Linked DNA regions of Homo sapiens: region 1 is linked to region 2. Evidence: chromatin contacts called from ENCODE Hi-C or POLR2A ChIA-PET data. All regions are on one chromosome and are shown on one strand. The core of a region is the stretch at or near the end of the contact, and the rest is flanking DNA. Distances in the headings are between cores, read along the strand shown. Region 1 overlaps SEPTIN11 (septin 11). Region 2 has its middle 34 kb from the start of CCNI.

Region 1 (3,680 bases), core at 276-2,775, 39 kb before region 2:
TTAGCAGATATTTAGTGAGCATGTGTTATATGCTAAACACAAGCAAAAAGTTTAACATACGACAGATTTATAGTATCTATAAAGTAAAAACAAAATGATTGCTCCAGATGAAACACAGCTTTACCTGGAAAAATTTCTCCATGGATTTTCAGAAAAGAGATTTGGTGTATGTAGTGGTCTGGGTTCCTGGGCATCCTCTAAGTCAGTGCAATTGTTTAATGAAATGCCAGGTGCCACACGCTGGCTCATCTTATGCCGGAGTATGTTTCATCAAAGGTGATTCTATGAGGAACAAGAACAACGCAACTTAGGTATGTAGCTTTCTGACTCTCTGATTCCATCCAAGAGTAAAATCTAGAATAATTAGGGAAGGCAGGCAGATCCCCATGCACAGTTACTTACTCAAGTAGCCAGTCTTGGCAATTAGAGTGAAAGATGCTGAATCACAGATCAACAATTTGTTCAATCTACCGTTACCTTCTAATTAATAATACAATCCCTCTGTTTTTCCCCCGCCTTGTTCACCTTAGAGCTCGTAGGTTAAATAAGCCTGAGGATAGAATGGAAAAGGTAGGACTGCTTTCCCCTGTGATGTGGGCATCATGTTTACTAGCATTGGCAGGAATAGGAAAAACAGAAGTCCCAGATAGCACTTTAATAAGGTCTCTAATTACTGTAGCAATAGAGTGTTTAGGCAGATGAATTTATGATAAAATAAACAACAAACTCTGAAAAAAATCTATCACAGTGGCATATCTCTGTATAAATCATCACCATGATCATTTTTGTTTTCAATTAACTTTTTTTTTTTTTTAAAGATGGAGTCTCTCACTCTGTCGCCCAGGCTGGAGTGCAGTGGTTCAATCTCCACTGACTGCAACCTCCGCCTCCCAGGTTCAACGGATTCTTCTGCCTCAGCCTTCCAAGTAGCTGGGATTACAGGTGCCCACCACCACACCTGGCTAATTTTTGTATTTTTAGTAGAGACGGGGTTTCACCATGTTGGCCAGGATGGTCTCGAACTCCTGACCTCAGGTGATCCGCCTGCCTCAGCCTCCCAGAGTGTTGAGATTACAGGCGTGAGCCACCGTGCCTGGCCTGCAATTAACTTTTAATAAATGTCTCCTTTGTGCCAGGCATTCTGCTAGGGAGTTTTGAAATACTTTAGTCATTGACTTTTCTGAAAATATTGTTATGGTTGTTTGGTTTGAATTGGAACCTATGCCTAGTAGGCTTTTAGTTATTCAGTTAGAAAGAAATTTTTGTCTTATGGGTCCTCAAAAATATAGATGAGATTCCGCTTACAAAGATTAGAGAGAAGCCTCAAAAACTAATCCCAGTGCTTCAGGAGGCCAAGGCAGGAGAATTGCTTGAGCCCAGGAGTCTGAGACTAGCATGGGGAACACAGTGAGACCCTGTCTGTTAAAGAAAAAAAGCTAATGCATTGAAAAACTTCCCTAGTTCTTCTAGAGTTCCTTTTATTCCAAAAGCTGTCATTTCCTGCTGAACTGCTTTTGGTGAATCACACTGCTGCTGGAGTTGCCGTGTCTAATTACAGCTCTTAAAAGCACAGACCATAGAAATGGAAAGCAAAGCACACCAAAGTTTAGAGGAACAGTGGTTTTTTTCAACCCATTGATTAACCCTGTGCTGTAAGTAGGGCCTGGTATGCTAATTGTTTGTAATTTCCACCTTAATGTAAATGATAATTAAAATTACCATGCCTTTAAAAAGTATGGTGTTCCTGATTCACATGGGTGCTTAAGCAATTTTCAACCTAGTAAAATAAGATGATAATTTCAGTCTTGTCCAGGTAACCTGGAATGCTTGCCATGTAATTGAAGTCTTTATTGCTATTCTTAGGGAAGAAGATGAAAGTTAAGTAGGTCACTTTCTACTGACAGAGCCTTTCCCATGAAGGAGAAACTTTTATAGGGCAGATCTGCTTCTGTGCCTTTTGTGTTCTAAAAATAGGTAAATCCTGAAAAGAAGTTGGCTCTGCTTGAGAATGTTACACTTGTAGCATGTACTTAAAATGACTCAAGTACCTTCGGTATTGACTAGCAGTGAGAACTCTGTTTTATTTCTGTATCCACTACACAGTAACTTTGTTTTGCTCAAAGTTAATTTGTTAAGCCATGAATGGTGAGTGTGAACTTGTTAAACTCTTTCAGGTTAGGGAGCAGAGACTGGTTTTATATTGCTTTTATGGAGGGTTTTTTTTTTTGTAAGACTATTCAGGAAAGTAAGGAAGACAGGAAACCGTCTCAACTGCTGCACAGCCAGACCCCATAGAGATCTGGAATGACATTCAGGATGTTACAAACGTGCAAACAGTGTCAGTGTCTGTTTTTATTCATTACTTCATCCCTGCACCTATGCTTGTCACACAGTGAGCGCCCAAGCATTAATTTCATGATGGATTTCCGATGCTCTACCCCATCTATCTGCTCTTTCCTGTATTCCCAGCCTACATTCTGTCTGCAGCATGGCTTCTGTTTACTTACACAGCCTTTGCTGCCTCATGGTTTCTGCTTACTTACCTCTCTTTGTATATTGTTTCTTTTTCATGCCATCACGCTGTGTGGGGATTGCATGTATCTCATTCAAATACCCAAAGAGAAAAACTGTGATTAGATAGACCACTCTCCAATGTGGAGCCCCAGCTCATAGTGAAATGATTGGGCTTCTGTTGTTGCCTTGAGGTCAGGGACCTAGCCATGGTCTGGTTGTCTGTGGCCAACTAGCAGGGCCATGGATGTAAAGGATGGTCTTGCTTATAAGAGGAAAGCGGTTATGACAAACACTTAGAATGGTGTTCCCATAATTATAAATTAGAGTCTGACTGGTATTATTCAGTCATGTTCTAGACCAGATTCTAAGATGTGGGAGAACACCCTATCAGGCTAGTTTCTTGAATTCTCAGAACTTGGCACAGAACTTGTATATAGTAGGCACTGGAAAAATACTGGCTGAATGATGGTTGACTAAAGAGGAAATTCTGTGATCTTAGATGTTCAGGGACACACAGGAAAGGTTAAAGAGTAAGATGAATATACTTGACCAACTTTTATCCTATAAGTGAATCATCATAGTTACAGGCAAGCCATATAAGGCTTTTCTAATCAGAGAAAGCTCAAATCCAGAAAGACTTCATCCTCCTTCACTTTTGTATTATGTTAGAAAGCAATGAGTATACAATACAGAATTTATAACTAGTAAGTAGATTTTGTCATTATAGTGGGAGGGTTGCCCAGAGCTTTTCTTTTTTCCATAGAACACTACCATCCTTAAAGTCATTATAGCAGTCCTTAGAAGAGGGGATGCTCCTAGGAACATATTGGGATTAGAAGTAGTTGAAAGGGCTGTTCTATATTGGCAAGTTTAAATTGAGCTGGAAATCTAATTGAAAAATTTTCCAGATTAAGAAAGAAAAAAGGTATCCCTAGGGCTAATGTTTCTAGATTTCTACCTGCTTCTCTCCATCATCATATGCTCAGCCACCACCACCACGAACATAAGGCTGTTTTTTTCTCATTGCCAACTGTCTTTGACTCAACAATAAGAATTAGAATTAAGAGAGAATTTGCTTGGTGTTATTTTGAGGGTTGGGCTGCAGTTCTTCATAGCCCCACATTTGGGTGTCATCATGTGATTGGTACAGTGGTTACAGATACCTG
Region 2 (3,519 bases), core at 204-2,703:
TGGGACTATGTTTTGGGGGAGAAAAACTCCAGTTAGTTCTGTTTTTTGTATTGGTTATTCAGCTTACTTTTGGTATCAAAATTATGCCAGTTTTAAGCTCACTTGAGTGAAGTTTAAGTCACAAGATTCTGTTTAACATGCTTTCCTTGTTTTGGAAACAACCAAAAACTTCCCTTTTTTGTTACGGGATTTTGACCTACAAATCCTAATCATGTTTAAAATGTGCCGGTGTTGGGTAGATGACTTTTCTGCCTCTGGGGTTCAATTTATATTTAAAGATACCTTAAAATAACTTACTGGCCCATCCCTGCCTTTTTATTTGTTGTGAAGCTCTGTACCTTGTGTCCACAGCTTTTTACCAAGACCCATATGTCTTGGACCATGGGAAATGAACCCCAAACAAGTACATGTCTCTTCTCCCAGATAACAGCATCATTAACAATGGTTCTGATTCACATTGTCTTCTCAGAGTTACCTAGGTGGATTTCTCTACAATATCTGCAAAAAAACCTGCTGAGAATCAAAGCATTCAGACTTGATCACTTAAAATAACATCCATATCCAAACACATACTTCTGCCAGTTGAGTAAGCCTCTGATTTCTAATGCTGACCTGTTTGTGATGAGTCAGATTCAGGGCTAGATTACTTTAGTTAGCAGTCACTTCTTGGGGGCAGTTTTCATAGTGAAGGGACAATTTTCAAATCGTATGTATTATAAAGCATGGACATATATTTTGTTATCTTTCAATTTCATTACCTGTTTGTAGATAGGCTTATTTCCATCTTTACTTTTCAGCTCCATAGTAGGTAGATCATAGAAATACCGTTGGTGGCATGAGTTGCCTTTAATCAAGATCCTCAGGAGTGTTCCCCTCTGAATAAGAATGGTAACATATGGTTCCTTTAGACAGTGAAATGAAGAAGCAACAGTCCCTGCCTCTTGAATCACTTGATTCCTGGAAAGAGATTATTTAGAGCAATTGGATGAACAAGTTGGCAAGCTGCTTTCTTTACTTAGAAACTAAGTAAATGTAAGTAAAGTCAGATACATGTGAGCCATTAAATGATCAAAATGTCAGCATCAAAAGCCATCCCCTTCATTCTACACTATAATCTGTAAGGACAGAAATCTGCTAGTAATGTGACCAGTGGAGTGGGAAAGGAATAGCAGCTCCTTACCAGCTGATGCCAGAGCATGACATCAGTTTTGCAAGTTAAACATGTAGTTCCTGTTGTGTGAGACTACTGTCATCACTACATATAAGTGACTTTATTCTTAAACTCCCTATTTTGATATTTTAACTTTATTCTATCATTTTAAAAACAAATTCTGCATCAGATTGTAAATATTTTTTGAGCAGTATTTAAAAATCAAATTAGGCAATATTTAAGTAAGAAATGTATGTCTGTTGTTGCTATTTCCTTTTTTGTTTTTCTGTTTTAGCTCCCAGAGTAGAGGAAGTTAATATGAACCATGTTAATGGGAGGAGTTGGGGAACTGAGAATATTATCAGTACGTTAGCCTCAGTCCAGTTACCTAGGGGAACCTGATCATGTACACCTCTGGCCAACCGAGTGCCTTGCCATCTCAATTCCCCTAAGATAGATTGCCATTCATTTGGCATTTTACAATAGGCAGTTCTTTTTCTCTAGTGTTGATAAAACTGGTAGATTTTCTCCTGGCTGACCAAGTAAGGGATGTGAAACCATCTTGGGTATAATTACTAGCAATAAAAATTACTGGCTTATCTCAAACAAGATTGTGGAAAAGCAAAGCAGGGAGAAGTGAGCCATCTAAACCTGTTTCCATTGGTAATAGGCTTTTTGTTCTTCATCAATCTTAAACAAATATTAGTTCTTTTCAGATACAGACTCTGCCTTAATACGAGCATAGTCTAGATGGTCTCCTTGAGATTAGCCCAGCACACGTGTAAAGGAGAGATCCAACTTTCTCAATGGTTATGCACTGAGCTGGACAGATAGAAACAGGTCCTCACCCCCAATAATTGACCGAACTTCTTTTCCCGTCAACAGTGCTTATCAAGTTCCTTCTTATTTGGTTATCTATCTATCTATCTATCTATTTATTTATTTATTTATTTATTTATTTATTTATTTTTGGCCTGCTATTGGCCCAGATTATGGGTAAACAGGTCTGGTATCAAACAAATACGTGGCTAAGTGCGATGGCTCACACCTGCAATCCCAGCATTTGGGAGGCTGAGGCCGGTGGATTGTTTGATGTCAGGAGTTTGAAAACAGCCTGACCAACATGGTAAAACCCTGTGTCTACTAAAAATACAAAAATTAGCTAGGCATGGTGGCGCGTGCCTATAATTCCAGCTACTCAGGAGACTGAGGCAGGAGAATCGCTTGAACACAGGATGCGGAGGTTGCAGTGAGGCAAGGCCGCCCCAGTGCACTCCAGCCTGGGCGACAAAGCACATCTCCGTCTCAGAAATAATAATAAAATAAAAAACACAAAAGACTATTAAAGTTTTTTTAAGCCACCTTTAAAACCTTTTGTTTCACAACTGACTTATCTTCCCACCTGGAGACTGACAGTGATGGCAGTGTGGCTCACTTCAGAGTTCCTAGTGCTTGAATTTTTAAGACCATGGTATCTAGTTTTTGCGAAGGATGCCATCTGTCTTTCAGGTCAATCTCCAGCAAGCAACTGGCATACCCAGGGCTGGTGAAGGGATTGCTTGTATTAATTTTTTTTTTCTTTATTGGACTCTCACTCTGTTGCTTAGGCTGAAGTACAGTGGCATAATCACAGCTCACTGCAGCCTTGACTTCCTTGGTTCAAGCAATCCTCCCACCTCAGCCTCCTGAGTAGGTAGGACTATAGACATCAGCAACTATGCCTGGCTAATTTTTTTATTTTTTGTAGGGATGGGGTCTCATGTTGCCCAAGCTGGTCTCAAACTCCCGGCCGCAAGCATTCCTCCCACCTCAGCTGCCCACAATACTGAGATTACAGGCATGAGCTACTGTGCCCAGGTTGCATGTGCTAATTTGAGAAGACTAATTGGGAGCCTAGGTGTCTACTCATCTCCCTTTCCTACCTTGCTATTCCTGATTAACAGCTATATATAAATGAGACCTATTGGTTGTCAGTGGAACATCACGTGAGGTACAAAAGATTTCACATCTGCCTCAAATCAGTTACTTGTAGGGATGTGAGATGAATAGCCTTTCAGTCCATTGTGGAAAGTTTCTTCCAAAGTTATGGCACCTAGACCGGGGAGGCAAAGGCTATTATAACAAGATTTTTTTGGTCCCTGTCTCACAAAAGAACAAATAAATGTGTGTGTTTGAGGGTGGGGAACGGGGAGCAGAATAACATTCCATAAAGAGCTGGGCTTAGACAGGTGCATTGGCTCAACATCTGTAATCCCAGCACTTTGGGAGGCAGAAGTGGAAGGATCACTTGAGGCCTGGAGTTTGAAACCAGCTTAGGAAACATAGTGAGACCGTATCTTTAAAAAAATTTTTAAAGTTAGCCAGGCATG

What was found. Hi-C counts contacts between places; a loop is a spot of excess contacts on that map. ChIA-PET counts read pairs that join two places held with the same protein, here RNA polymerase II (POLR2A). Pooled maps may share reads with other maps.
Region 1: a loop to region 2 is called in a map of heart left ventricle, with 2.0 times the contacts of the local background. The contact joins two enhancer-like sites. A Hi-C loop is called at or near these places in 5 of 168 maps with a recorded cell type or tissue (CD4-positive, alpha-beta memory T cell, CD8-positive, alpha-beta T cell, endothelial cell of umbilical vein and 2 more), 1 of 37 single-sample maps with no recorded cell type and 9 of 50 pooled maps. POLR2A ChIA-PET finds 5 or more read pairs at or near these places in 18 of 52 experiments (AG04449, AG04450, BJ and 13 more).

Annotation. Positions count from the first base shown.
Region 1 is chr4:77,000,551-77,004,230 of GRCh38, forward strand. The region is part of intron 2 of SEPTIN11 (septin 11); the gene reads left to right. Among named protein-coding and RNA genes, the nearest start is that of SEPTIN11, 53 kb to the left of the region's middle. Within about 2 kb of position 1,526, at least 4 of the 41 ENCODE cell types and tissues checked have a DNase peak (open chromatin) inside an H3K27ac peak, as active enhancers do.
Region 2 is chr4:77,039,863-77,043,381 of GRCh38, forward strand. It overlaps a transcript of SEPTIN11 not described here. Among named protein-coding and RNA genes, the nearest start is that of CCNI, 34 kb to the right of the region's middle. Within about 2 kb of position 1,454, at least 2 of the 41 ENCODE cell types and tissues checked have a DNase peak (open chromatin) inside an H3K27ac peak, as active enhancers do.